Linked DNA regions of Homo sapiens: region 2 is linked to region 1. Evidence: chromatin contacts called from ENCODE Hi-C data. All regions are on one chromosome and are shown on one strand. Each heading gives the region's core, a stretch centred on a gene start or an enhancer-like site at or near the end of the contact. The rest is flanking DNA. Distances are from core to core; before and after follow the strand shown.

Evidence for each region. Hi-C counts contacts between places; a loop is a spot of excess contacts on that map. Pooled maps may share reads with other maps.
Region 2: a loop to region 1 is called in a map of heart right ventricle, with 5 times the contacts of the local background. The contact joins two enhancer-like sites. A Hi-C loop is called at or near these places in 16 of 168 maps with a recorded cell type or tissue (Right ventricle myocardium inferior, chondrocyte, heart left ventricle and 4 more) and 22 of 50 pooled maps.

Annotation. Positions count from the first base shown.
Region 1 is chr2:65,725,991-65,732,711 of GRCh38, reverse strand. It overlaps LOC105369167 (a long non-coding RNA gene), which reads right to left. Exons shown (of 3, transcript XR_940196.2): 2 at 6,090-6,132. Among named protein-coding and RNA genes, the nearest start is that of LINC02934, 61 kb to the left of the region's middle. Within about 2 kb of position 3,736, at least 3 of the 41 ENCODE cell types and tissues checked have a DNase peak (open chromatin) inside an H3K27ac peak, as active enhancers do.
Region 2 is chr2:67,832,820-67,839,376 of GRCh38, reverse strand. No RefSeq gene overlaps it. Among named protein-coding and RNA genes, the nearest start is that of LINC01812, 11 kb to the right of the region's middle. Within about 2 kb of position 2,321, at least 2 of the 41 ENCODE cell types and tissues checked have a DNase peak (open chromatin) inside an H3K27ac peak, as active enhancers do.

The sequences.
Region 1 (6,721 bases), core at 2,487-4,986:
AGCAATGTCTGACACTGAAAAGCACAAGTTTTGCCTTATAGATATCTCTGACTTCGCTTTCCAGGGAAGAACTGATATCTTCAGAAGTGCCAGTGTTCCTTTCCAAAGCCACACCAACAAATCAAAAACACCTATCATTCAATCCAAAAATCCCTTAGTTATAACACTAAAAACATGATCGACTAGGCCAGACGCACTGGCTCACGCCTGTAATCCCAGCACTTTGGGAGGCTGAGGCGGGAGGATCACTTGAGGTCAGGAGTTTGATACCAGCCTGGCCAACATGGCAAAACCCCGTCTCTACCAAAAAATACAAAACTTAGACAGGCATGGTGGTGTGCGCCTATAGTCCCAGCTACTCAGGAGGCTAAGGCGGGAGAATTGCTTGAACCCAGGAGGCAGAGGCTGCAGTGAGCTGAGATCGCACGGCTGCACTCCAGCCTGGGCGGCAGAGTGAGACCCTGTCTCAAAAAAAAAAAAAAAAACTCATGATCAATTAGTCAACAAATTTCTTTCCAAGCATGAATTGTCACCCGACTTTAAATAAAAAAGCCTATAATTCACAAATTACAATTATACAGACAGGGACTTCCTTTTGCTAATAGTCTTTCTTCATAATTTAGTAAACGAAAGTACAAGAGGAATGTTTAAAGGACTTGAGAGCAAAGAGTTTTCAAGAACCCAAGAGAATTTTGTAAGATATATATAGGTACAAATATAGATTCTAACTACTAGTGATACAGGAGTTAAGAAGAAATTACTTAGGCAGATAGTCCAGAAGTCCTTGGTAACGTTTTTCTTTTAATGAAAAGCTGCCCCAAATCATTTTCTAACAAAGAGCAGCCTGTGAAGTTGAGCTGCAGACATAGACAAGCACGCTGGGAGCTTTCACGGTGAATGCCGGCAGGAAAGAACTACCTGGGACTAGACATGGCAGCTAGAAAATGGCGGCTCCATCTTCCCTTCTTGGCCAGCCACGTGTACATTAAGGAGCAGACAAAATGAAGCCGCCAGCCAAGGGGAATGTTCATTTGCATAGTAAGATTAGGGTGGGGTGACCAGCCTTACCCACATGCTTTGTAAACGTCACACCTGATTGAACCAATGTGTGAGCCCCACATAAATCAGACGACGCCTCCTCAAGCCGGACTATAAAACCTGGCTCATCTGCCGCCAGCTGGCCTTTTCCTCTCAGAAGTCTCCTCTCTGTCACTCTAGAGAGCGAGCTGTTTTCCTTTCCTTTTCTTTCGCCTATTAAATCTCCGTTCCTAAACTCCTCATGTGGGTCCGTGTCCTAAATTTTCTTGGCATGAGATGACGAACCCCAGGTATTTACCCAGACAATGTAGCCTCTTCACTAGGAAGCTAGATGGAGATAACTTAAAAAGCTTTGTTAGTGTGCCCTTTTCTAAGTTTAGTTTGAGCAACTTGAAATCACACAGGAATCTCCTTGAAAAATAGTTTGCAATTCAATTTCACCAATTCAGACTGATTTTCCATTTCAATTAGTCCAGAGGAAAGAGGCTTTGCCCAAATGTAGAGGATTTCCCCCATCTAACACCTTCTCCGGTTGAACCTTGTAAAGATATTGCTAAGAGGAATGCTTGATCAAATGCTTAAGCATTAACCATGTGCAAGGAAAGCCACTAAATGAATGAACCTTCTGTGAATTAAATTGATTTTCTAGAAAATGAAAACAAAATTGAATCCAAGAATAAGCTATCTTAAAATCACATTGAGTAAAAACATAAAATATTTTTTCACCAGAGCTGTAAAAATTAAATTAGCTAAAAGAGGAAATAAATGCTTTTGTGTTCCAAGGAATTCCATTTATTAGGACAATAGGTACCTATGAAGGAACCAGAACTCTAAAAAGAACTGTAATTGTTTCTCAGGATGATGCTTTGTGATGTGAAAGCAAAGCCTGCTGGAAGAGGGGCATCATAGTTGGTGGCTGCTCACAACTGGACAGAAAGAAGGGGGAAGCTACCTAGATGTTCAGAGGGACTGCCGAATGGGAGCTGGCTCCTTGCTGGGACAGGGATGGACAGTGTGTTTCCCCTTCCTCTGTCATCCCTCCCAAAGTATCACCAATCTTTCCTTGGGTTCAGTTTGCTTCTATACATTTCTGCTTCTCATAGGGGCTCGTCCAATAAGCTGTTCTGGGCTCAGCAGCCTTTGTCTGTGGATTGAGCCATATCATGCCATGAAACCTGCAGAAAAAAATGTTGTGTCCAGATTCTTGTTTTATTAGCCAGGTAAATACACTCACTGCTATAACAAACAGGTTCAGATTTCAAAAGCTTGACACAATTTTAAAGTCTAGGTCCCTCTCTTCCAAGCGGTGACTCAGAGATTTGGGCTCGTTCTATCTTAAAATGCTACCATATCCAGCCAATTGAATGAAAGGGAGAGAAGGAGCTCATGGAAGGTTGTGCATTGAGTTTATGACAAGCCTGAAAAGTGGCACACATCATTTCTGCTCACATTCCAGAACTCAGTTATGTGGTTCATCTAGATGCATAGGGAGCTGGGAAACATAGCTTTGCTTTGTGCACAGGAAGGACAAAAGAACTGTATATTGGTGAATTGTAGCAATTTCTACCACCCTGGCTCTGCCCATCAATTCAGAAAACATTTGGTAATGTATTTTCTATGTCAGACACTCTGTCAAGGACTAGAGTAAATGGTGAGCAGTACATTGCCCTTGAGTAATCACAGTCTAACGAGAGAGAAGAATGGGTAAATTAACAATTATTATATACCATGATAAATGTTATAACAGAGACATTTGCTGAGTGCTGAAGGCACCCAGAAAAGAAGCAAGTTTAGGGAAGTTTCAGTTACATTTGAACTGAGTCTTGAAGTAGAGTGATCATAGCTGATGTTTTTTAATCACTTTCCACTCACCAGGCACTATTCTAAGCACTTTTCATGTATTAACTCACTTAATCATCACAACAACTCTAACAGGAAGGTGTTATTATTATATCCACAGATGAGGAAACTGAGGCATAGTGAAGTTAAGTCCCTTGCTCAGGGTCTCATTCTTTGCTAATGACAGAGACGAGATTTGGACCTAGACAGTCTATCTCCTAAAACCACTCTTTCAACCAACAACACTATACAGAGAAGCAATAGACGTTCACCAGAGAGGAAGGTGGGGGCCCTCTCTGCTTATGTAGGGCCTGTGTCAGCATGTCTAGAACAATGACATCAGAAAAGTACTTCCTGGTGTTGAGAAGCATGCCCTGGTAAGGTCTCACCACACCCTTACCGCCTGTGCCATGCAGCTATGGGTTTCACAAACAGAGTGAGGGATGACCCTTGCAAGGCAGGGAGGATGCCAGGACGTTAGGCAGATGGGCCAGACTGGAATAAGGAACCCGGATGTTAATAGTAGATAATCCTACTAAGGCATGGCCAGTGGCCAAGGAAGGTAACCAAAGAGGCTGATTTATTTTTACAAATGTATTAAGATATTATTAGGTTCAATATAAATTAATCTCATGCTGAATATTAATAACATCAGACTCTGGCCATTCCCGATTCCATGCTGACCATACACACTCGCTTCCTATGTGTGGTAAAGGCTTCTAGTGCTCACCTATACCCTTCTCTCCTCCTGTCACTCAGGAAGTCTCCACTCCCCAGGTCTCTTGCAGTTAGGTATGACTATGTGACTAGTCATAGCCAGTGAAATGTATGCAGAAGTCATATGAGTTTCTCCTGGGCCACAGCATAAGGAAGTGACCTCTAGTCCTTTGCCTTGGCAACCCTGGAGGCCACCTGTTGAGATGGCAGCATAACAAGACAGAGGGAGTGCTGCCCAGAGAATCGCCTAACCCATATAGGACTTTATGCAAGCAAGAAATAAGCCTTTGTTGCCTTCACTCCCTAAGATTTCTGAGTTTATTTATTAATGCAGCACTACCTGGTGAGTGTATTAATATATTATATTTCAAGCCTATGCCCATCACTGGTTTTGCTTTTACTTCTGCTTTGACACTGGAACTCATGCCAAACTCCTTTCATTATTCAGCCAAGATTGCGTCTGTTAAATCTAATCCAGTAGTATGCAGATACAGTGACTTCTTAAGTTGTTTATTAATGTTCACATTTCTTTTTTTTTTCTTTCTTTTTTTGAGAAGAAGTCTCACTCCACTGCCCAGGCTGGAGTACAGTGGTGCGATCTCAGCTCACTTCAACCTCCACCTTCCAGGTTCAAGCAATTCTCCTGCCTCAGCCTCCCAAGTAGCTGGGATACAGGCATGTACCACCATGCCCAGCTAAATTGTTTTTGTTATTTTTAGTGGAAACAGGGTTTTACCATGTTGGCCAGGCTGGTCTCAAACTCCTGACCTCAAATGATCCAGCCACCTCGGCCTCCCAAAGTGCTGGGATTACAGGTGTGAGCCACCGTGCCCAGCCAATGTTCACATTTTTCAATGAAGCTAGAAACAAAACTCCTTGACTACCACTTGGAATGTCACTGTCTGAGTTTGATGTCATAATGGCCACAGAGTCTGAGCTATCTTCTAACACATCCCCTGCTCTAAGTGGAAATTTAACAAGATGAACTTTCCAGTAATGAGGCTTGACAGCGCTGCCACCACCAGAAGCGGAAGCAGTCAGGTCAGAAGGAAGGCTGCTAACTTCCTCACAGAAGTGTTGATTAGGCTTTGCGCTACTAGCCTGCTCATGGAGGGAGCCTCATCAGTCCTCTTCTGAACACTGTGAATCCTTCCTTATCCTCCCTTCCCCCCTGCCCCCACACACACACACAAATTCACACTTAAGATATTACCAAATTGCAACATCTAACATTTCTCAAAGAAGCTATTTCCAATGCAGGTGTGCCCCCACATTATGAGAAAAGTACATTCAAGAAGTGTCATATATAAATCCAGTCAGTGGAGAATGATATCATTTGGTAAATTCCCATTTGTTTTGTGTGTTTCCTTAAAGAGAGATGTACACACATCTATAATTCCAGCTTCAACTTAACGACTTTCAGACAAAACACAGGGGAAAATATTAATTACAGGAAAGTGTCTTTTAATCTCTAGTACCAGTAGGGTAGTCAGACACCAGTCATAGGCATACAGAAAAATATGCTTCCTGTCATCATGGTTACTTTCAGAAACACACACTGAAGATTAGCACCAAAACAGGAACTCAGAGACAACCAGGCTCAAAAACAAACAAAATGCAGAAATTATGTAATTGCCTAAAAGCCATGAAGTCACTTAGCTAAATATTTTAAGGAATAGCATTACCTAAAATAATAATCATCCTCACTTGACTAATAACATTTCATTTTCAGGGCATAAACAAACCCCAGTTTCAAATGATTAGTAGTCCAAGTCAGATGCCTTGAAATCCATCCCAGCCCTCATTTCCACTCATACTGTTTCCACCCATTCCTTCACCCTACCCATTCCCAGAGCTTCCATCTTAGATTTTGATGATGCTAGCTGGAGGTATAGATTCAGATTACCACATAATTATTATTGTACTATATTATCTTCTAGGTGATATTTTTATATTTGCTTTTATTTTAATAAAGAGAAATTAAAGCATTTATATATAGTCTCTAATATTTATAATTATCTAGATATATAAATAAATATACATTAACTGGCTTCAGTGTTTACTCCCAACCTTTTTTATACTCTAGCTTTCCTATTTTAATCCTTCACTCTAGCATCTATCATCCTTGGTCACCTGGAATTTATCTTCAAGCATTTTTTCAACAGAGATTCATGTTAAATCTTGCCCAGGAAAATTGCCTATCATATAATTTTTTTGAAACGTGGTCTACAGAGAATATATTTCTGTCACTTTCACACATAAAAGACAACCTGGCTGGGTATAAAATTCTTGAATCACAGCCTTTTATAAACAAAACTCTACAGATATTGCTTTTATATAACTATCACAGAGTGGTGTGATTATAGGAGGTTTTATCTTTCTTTTTGTTGGCATTTTGGCATTATTTTATTTGTTCCACACTGAACGCAGGTTGTTGTAATTTTTTAAATTAATAAAAACAAATAAAATCAAAAGATTTGTGCTGAGTAACTTACATTCCCACATTCTGCTGGATGTTGAGAGGCACGCCAATAATCACTGTTGTCAAGGAGGCACTAACTCAACTGTAAGTCACATATTAATGATATAAATGAATGATGTGGCTACAGAAGTAATTTTACAATTTATAAAAATACAATATGGACACAATTTAATATTCTCTAGGGGAAAAAAACAGTAGTGCATTTGGAATACCTAATAAAATAAAAACATCAGAGTCCTCAAACTGAACCATGATCTTCCACAAGGCAAGATTCTGAAATCTGAAGTCCACAGGGTCTCACAACAGTTAAGCTGTAGTTCTGGCCTCCTTCAGGCTGCACAAACATATTACCTCTTTATTCAGAAATATTAGAACCCTCACTACCACCGGAAGAAAAAAGATACGTCAAAACTGAATACACTTTGAAGGAGGTCAGATAGAGGACTACAGCAGTTATTAGAAACATACTGTGTTCAGACAGCCTGGGTTTTAGTCTGGCTGTACCATGTTACTACAATCTGTTTATACTCACAACACTTCTGACGCCAAGTGTGTGGGTTTTTCCACACCAACAACTAATTTTCAACTCCCCAGACACCAACTACAATTTAATTCAATCCTACAATTTAATTCCATTTTCTAATG
Region 2 (6,557 bases), core at 1,072-3,571, 2.1 Mb before region 1:
GGATAAAAAGCAATGGGGCAGGCCAGTATGCATAGCATGCCCCCATTTAGGTAAAAATAAATTTATCAACCTATTGTCTATGTATGCATATATGTATGCATGTATGTGTGTATCATCTCTCTCCACCTATCATCTATGTATCTATTATCTATGTATCTATCTAGCACCTATCTATCCATCCATCTATTTAATCATGTACTATTTTAGGCAAGGTTCACTAAGGGATTGCTAATAGTATTGTTTGGGGGCGGGGGGTGATCTGGGGAATTGTAACAGAAAGAAGAAAAAATAAATAAACTGGAAAAATGATCAAGTAAGAAGATAGACACCTTTATGATCTTCAGGCTAAAAGGCAAATAGGAAAACCAGGCCTAGCTTTAGGTTTCTGGTTAGAGAGTCCATGCTGCTGGTTCCTGGTGGGAATGGGCCTACTAGTCTCACTAATTTATTTTATTTTGGTAAATATAGTTATTTTTATAAAAATGCTATATATACTAATATGAATGGGCCTATTATTTTCAAATAAATACTTAAAATATTTCTTCCTATTTATTTCTAACATGGGAAAGATGATGGATATAACCTATATAAGTAAAAGTTATGTGGGGACATTGGTTATTTTTTATTCTTTGAGACAGAGTCTCACTGTGTCACCCAGGCTGGAGTGCAGTGGTGTCATCTTGGCTCACTGCAACACTGGCCTCTCAGGTTCAGGAGATTCTCCTGCCTCAGCCTCCCCAGTAGCTGGGATTACAGGCACCCGCCACCACACCTGGCTAATTTTTGTGTTTTTAGTAGAGACGGGGTTTCGCCATGTTGCCCAGGCTGGTCTTGAACTCCTAACCTCAAATGATCTGCCTACCTAGCTTCCCAAAATGCTGGGATTACAGGCATGAGCCACTGCACCCGGTCAGGGGCTTCTGATTCCTAACTGGCTTCACATCAGACAGAGGCCAGCATGGTACTTATCAACTGTAACACTTTATGGATCCTCAAATACCATGTGATTTACTTACAGATTTAGTAAGTCCTCTGCTCTCAATACTGTGTTTCCCAGGGATTGCAGCAATTCCTACCCATATTCTCATTGTTAATAGGGCAGGCTGGAGGGCTCCAGGGAAGCTTAGCAGTTCAATGGCTCCTTACAAATACCACTCCTACTACTGTTACTACTGCTACATAATATTTATTGAGCACTTATGTTTTCCAAATACTGTACATGGGCCCACCCTACATTCAGCCACCAGAAGTTATTAGCAGGTGGAGAAGAGCACCCGCCCTCAGAGCTGATTAGAGGTGTACTGGTTGGGTGGTGTGGGGTTGGGGATGGATGGACTGGAAAAATGCTTGCCTGTGATCTGGAGAGCTGAGCAGGTGTGCTCACCTTTTCCTGCTTGGCCTTTCTTGATTTGAGAAAATCCAAACAAAACAAAACTGAGCCCAGCCCAAAGCAACAAGAATTTTCAGTGTGGAGATATCTGGTTTGAAAAGCCTTCTAGCTTAAAGATTGCTGTGGTGTGAATGTCTGTGTCTCTCTCAAATTCATATGTTGAAATCTTAACCCCCAATGTAATGGTATAAGGTGCTGAGGCCCGTTGGGAGATAATTAGGTCCTGAGGCCATTGGGAGATAATTAGGTCCTGAGGGTAGAGCCCACATGAATGGGATTAGTCCCCTTATAAAAGAGACCCCAGAGTGCTAGCTCACTCCTTCTACCATGTGAAGGCACAGAGAGAACCAGGAAATGGGCCTCATAGACACCAGAAATGCTGGCACCTTGATCTTGGACTTCCAGCCTCCAAAACTATGAGAAATTTCTGTTGTGTAGAAGCTACCCAGTCTATGGTATTTTGCTGTAGCAGCCTGAACAGACTGAAACAAAGGCCGACGTGAAACATCCCTCTTTCTCTTCTGCTTGGAGAATGGTAGAGGACCACTTAATACATTTAAAAAAATCTCTCTTAGTTTCATTTCAGTAAAGGAGAGGGGAGGGAAGGAGAGTGTCGACCTTGTAACGGCAGAGCTTCTTCTCTAGGACGTGCCCTACTGAAAAATCACAGCTATTTTGTTTTTTCAGTTTCACTGGGACATGGGACGGACATTGTTTACTTGTTATTTGAAAGCTACAAAAAGGTCTGCGTGACCCCAAGTTTTTCCCTATAGGCCTTCTGTGGTGCCTGCCACGCCCACCATTAGCAGGACTCCTCAGGGACCTCTGGGAGCTGTGTTCACTTTAACTGACTGGACACATTTTCACGCTCATTTGCACAGCTTAGACTCAGGCATTGGTCTCTGTTCAGCACACCAGCCCTCACCCAGTGGCTGGCACCCAGTGCTCTCCAGCTGCTCTGAGTCCCACACCAAGTCCCTCACCACCTGACACATAAATGTTCCTGACCTTAATTCTCACATTAAGACTTATCTGTCCCGTGTCCCAGTTCCCCTGACTGCTTTCCTGGCCTCTAGGTTATTTGTAGGTAACGACTGGGTATTCATTAGATCTGGGGTTTTAAACTGTATTCTAAAGAACCCAAGAGAGCCCACAAAAATGCCTTTGGGGATACAGTAGAGTTGGAAGAGGAACCAGGATGGGTGGGCCCAGGCCTGCAATTGATTATAACAGCATAGCTCCACTTGTGTGTTTTATATACTGCTACCTCCTTATAAGTGTCTCTTTGAAGGGTCTTCTTGCTTTAAAAAATACTTGGGGGGCACTTCATGAGACTAGCTTGTGCAAATAGGCATCAGAATGCCTTTCTTTGAGTTGTCCCTTTCACTGGGAACTTGACAGGGGAAACGATCAAATATGGTTTCATATAAGAGAAGGGGCTAGTGGCTGAGATATATCCTTCCATTTTTTTAATGGTATTTATTGTGAAATAAACTAACAAATGAAAAGGTGCACAAACCAAAATCTCATTATTCAAAAATGGACCACAAAATAAATGCTCACATAACTGCCACCCAGGTCAAGAAATAGAACATGACCTGTACTTCAAAGTTTCATTTACTGCCTCATGCTTCTACCTATCACTGTCCTCTCCAGCTCCCTGGAAAATTAACCCCTCTCCTGAGCTTTGTGGCAATCACTTCCTGGCTTGTCACCTTAGCAGTCAGCCCTAAACATTACACTTTTGTCTTGCCTAGTTTTGAACTTGATATTAATGGAGTAATAAATTCTGGCTTTTTTGTTGTTAAACATTATCATCTTCCTTTCTTCCTCACTACTCTCCTCTTCCAAGAAATGCATTCTACAAATATGAGGAAGGATTGCAGTAATATTAATATTTCCACATAAGAAGACTGAATAATCAGAAAAAGTAGTCAAATAACAATGATTCTTAACAAATGTCTACAGCTTGGAGGTAATTATAGCGGGCAGGTATTAAAGCAAATACGGTGTCATAATTAACATTTATGAAATAATGTTCACAGGAAGAACTTTCTATTTTAACTTCACAGATTCTTACAATTCTTGAGAAGCAGGTGTATGGCAAACAGAAATGTTTGCAGCTTTTTCATCTTTCTGTTCTCTTCTAAAATATCCTTGGTAAGGACACAAAGGGACATGCATTATTCTAGGGTTGTCCAGAAAGGCAGGGGCAACTGGAAATGTGAGCGTCCCTCTCTGACTTGGGTCTGGCCTTCTGCCCCTATGGCCCCTGCCTCTTTCTGATGGTAAATGTGGAGAGATGGTGATGGTTGGTTTGTCACAAATAGTTTTCAGTTTACCAAAGTGCACCCAGCTTTCTCTGAATCTCTTTGAAATGCTTTTAGGGCAACATGAAGAATGGAATTCAACAATTCTCCACAGCTGCAGTCAGAATACAGTGACCCCAAGAGCAGCTGGGGGCAGTTATTTTCATGTTTTGTAGTTGCTGTTTCCTTAAAAGCTTTTTCAGAATGTTCTGGAAGGTCCTGTGGCATCCATATTACGAAAGACTGCGTGTGGGGCAGACTCTTGGATTCCAGGTCCTCATCCAAAATTTGGCAAATATTTGTCTCCACTTCTCACCAGCAACATGTTATCTCAGAAGTACTTCCCTGTGCCCTCCTGCCTCAACCCAACAGGCGCACATGCAGGAGTGACTCTCCTCTGGAAGCTCTATTTAGTGAAGGAAACCCTCAAATAGAAGCCGGGATCCCTGGGATCTGGCATCAGCTGAAGCTTAAATCACCTCTTTGACCTTTTGTCAGTATCTCTCTCTTCTGGCCTTAGTTTCCCACATCTGTAAAATGAGGAGGTTGGACAGAAGATCTTAGAAGACTCTTTCGGTAGGGAATTGGCAATGATGTTTTAAGGTAAGAAACTGATTGCAGGGGGTGGGCACGGTGGCTCATCCCTCTAATCCCAGCACTTTGGGAGGCCGAGGTGGGCGGATCAAGTCAGGAGTTTGAGACCAGCCTGACCAACATGGTGAAACCCCGTCTCTACTAAAAATCTAAAAGTTAGCTGGGCATGATGGCATGTGCCTGTAATTCCAGCTACTCAGGAGGCTGAGGCAGGAGAATCGCTTGAACCCGGGAGGCAGAGGTTGCAGTGAGCTGAGATTGCACCACTGCACTCCAGCCTGGGTGACAGAGCGGAAAAAAAAAAAAAAAAAAAAGAAAGAAAAGAAACTGATTATCATAGCAGAAATCCAAACTATTTCCTTGGGCAGGACTGTTTTTACATAGAGACAGATTAGTAAGCAGAATAAGTAGCCTCTCTTGAGGCTTTAATGGATGACAAAGGACTGTATTATTATAATTATTATTTTTAGATAAGGTCTCCCTCTCTCACCCAGTCTGGTGTGCTGGCGTGCCATCTTGGCTCACCGCAATCTCCGCCTCCCAGGCTCAAGTGATCCTCCGACCTCAGCCTCCTGAGTAGCTGGGACCACAGGCTTGAGCCATCATGCCTGGCTAATTTTTTGTAGTTTGCGTAGAGATGGGATTTAGCCATGTTGCCCAGGCTGGCAAAGGACTGTATTTTAAAACAAAACAAAACATAACACCCCCACAAACTTTTCCAAAACAAATAAACAATTCTCACTTTTTTACCCTATTAACAGTGCCTGAAATATCACCAATAGATCCTTCCCTTTTTGCAGATTTTGTGATTTTCTAGAGTTTAATTATAAAAAAGGCATAAATGGCTCTAAAAGGAGGAGTAGACAATACCGTTATCAATGGGATTAGTGGACTTGGGCTTGACAAGAGGCAGGGATTTTAGCACTGTTCCTGGCTCCATGCTTGTGAAGCAGCCCAGGCAGTTTCCAGCTTGAAGGGACGTATTCTAAACCAGCACTTTGCAAACTTTGATGAATCTACAAATGACCTAGGGGAACTTCTAAAATGTTGTTTCTGAATCAGTAGGTTCTGCACGGGACCTGAGAATCTGCATTTCTAATAAGCTTTCAGGTGATGTGGTTGCTGCTGGTCCACAAACAAATCTGGAGTAGCAAAAGTTTATAGCGCATGACTCTGTCTTTTGAACATAGCTAACTGGACTGCAGGGGCTGATCCCATGGCTCCAATCCAGCCAGTGTGTAAGCTGACCTCTGATCACAAAGGGATATTGGGTCGATCAGGAATTTAAACAGGAGAGGTGGGCAGTGGTTTAGGAGCAGAAGCGGAAAAATCTAAAGAAACACAGAGACACATACACAGAGAAGCTGACTCATTTTAATGATGGAACATTAGAGAAGGACCCTGTGAAGACTGTCTTCTGTGGGCGTGAGTTATGTCTATATCTTGAACACAGAGTGACCTCTGGCTCCTGTCTCCCCCATGCATGCCGGACACTACTTCCTCTTTATCCATCAGGCCTGCATGCTGAGATTATTTTCAAAGTTCCTGGGGGGCCAACGAGGTAACTGAGGCTTTAGTTGAATCCTGAAAACTCTACGTTGTGAAGGAAAAGGTGGAGTTTGGGTGGGGATGTACACGTGGATTGGGTCTCAAAGTAAAGCAGCTTTGGATTGCTTGAAATCCTTGGATGCTTGATGGCAGAGGTTTGTGTGTGGGCTGAGAGTGGGTGCAGAAATAATGGAAGATGAAGAAGAGTCATATGTCACAATTTTTTCCAGGGCTGCTCAAGAATTTTGCCAGTGGTGCCAATCTATTTGTAGGGATTTGGTTGATCAGCTCACCTATCTTTCTAGAATGTTTTCCTTTCCACTCCCATTCTCATGGTTGCCAAGAGAGCACACAGCATAATTCTAACTCCTTGCCATAGTTAATTGGCCCAGCAGTGGGGAGCTGACCCAAATTGGGCCAATGTGCTCTTTTCCCAGGAATTTGGAATGGGTCCTAAGAGTCAATTTTGACTCTTTCTTGGTACCAGGATTTGGATCATGCAGAACTCAGGAACCATTGAAAAAATGTTTTCTGCTATAAAAAAAGTTTTCTGGCAAATAGGAAGAATGACTCTACAATATGGCAGAGGAAAATGGAGCAGATACACTGGAAAAAATCAAACAGATGCACAGAAAGAAGAAAAATCTGGTTCCCTACATGATTCTAGTTCTTGTTCTAAATGGTTTCTGAGACTAAATTGCATCTATCCTCGTATT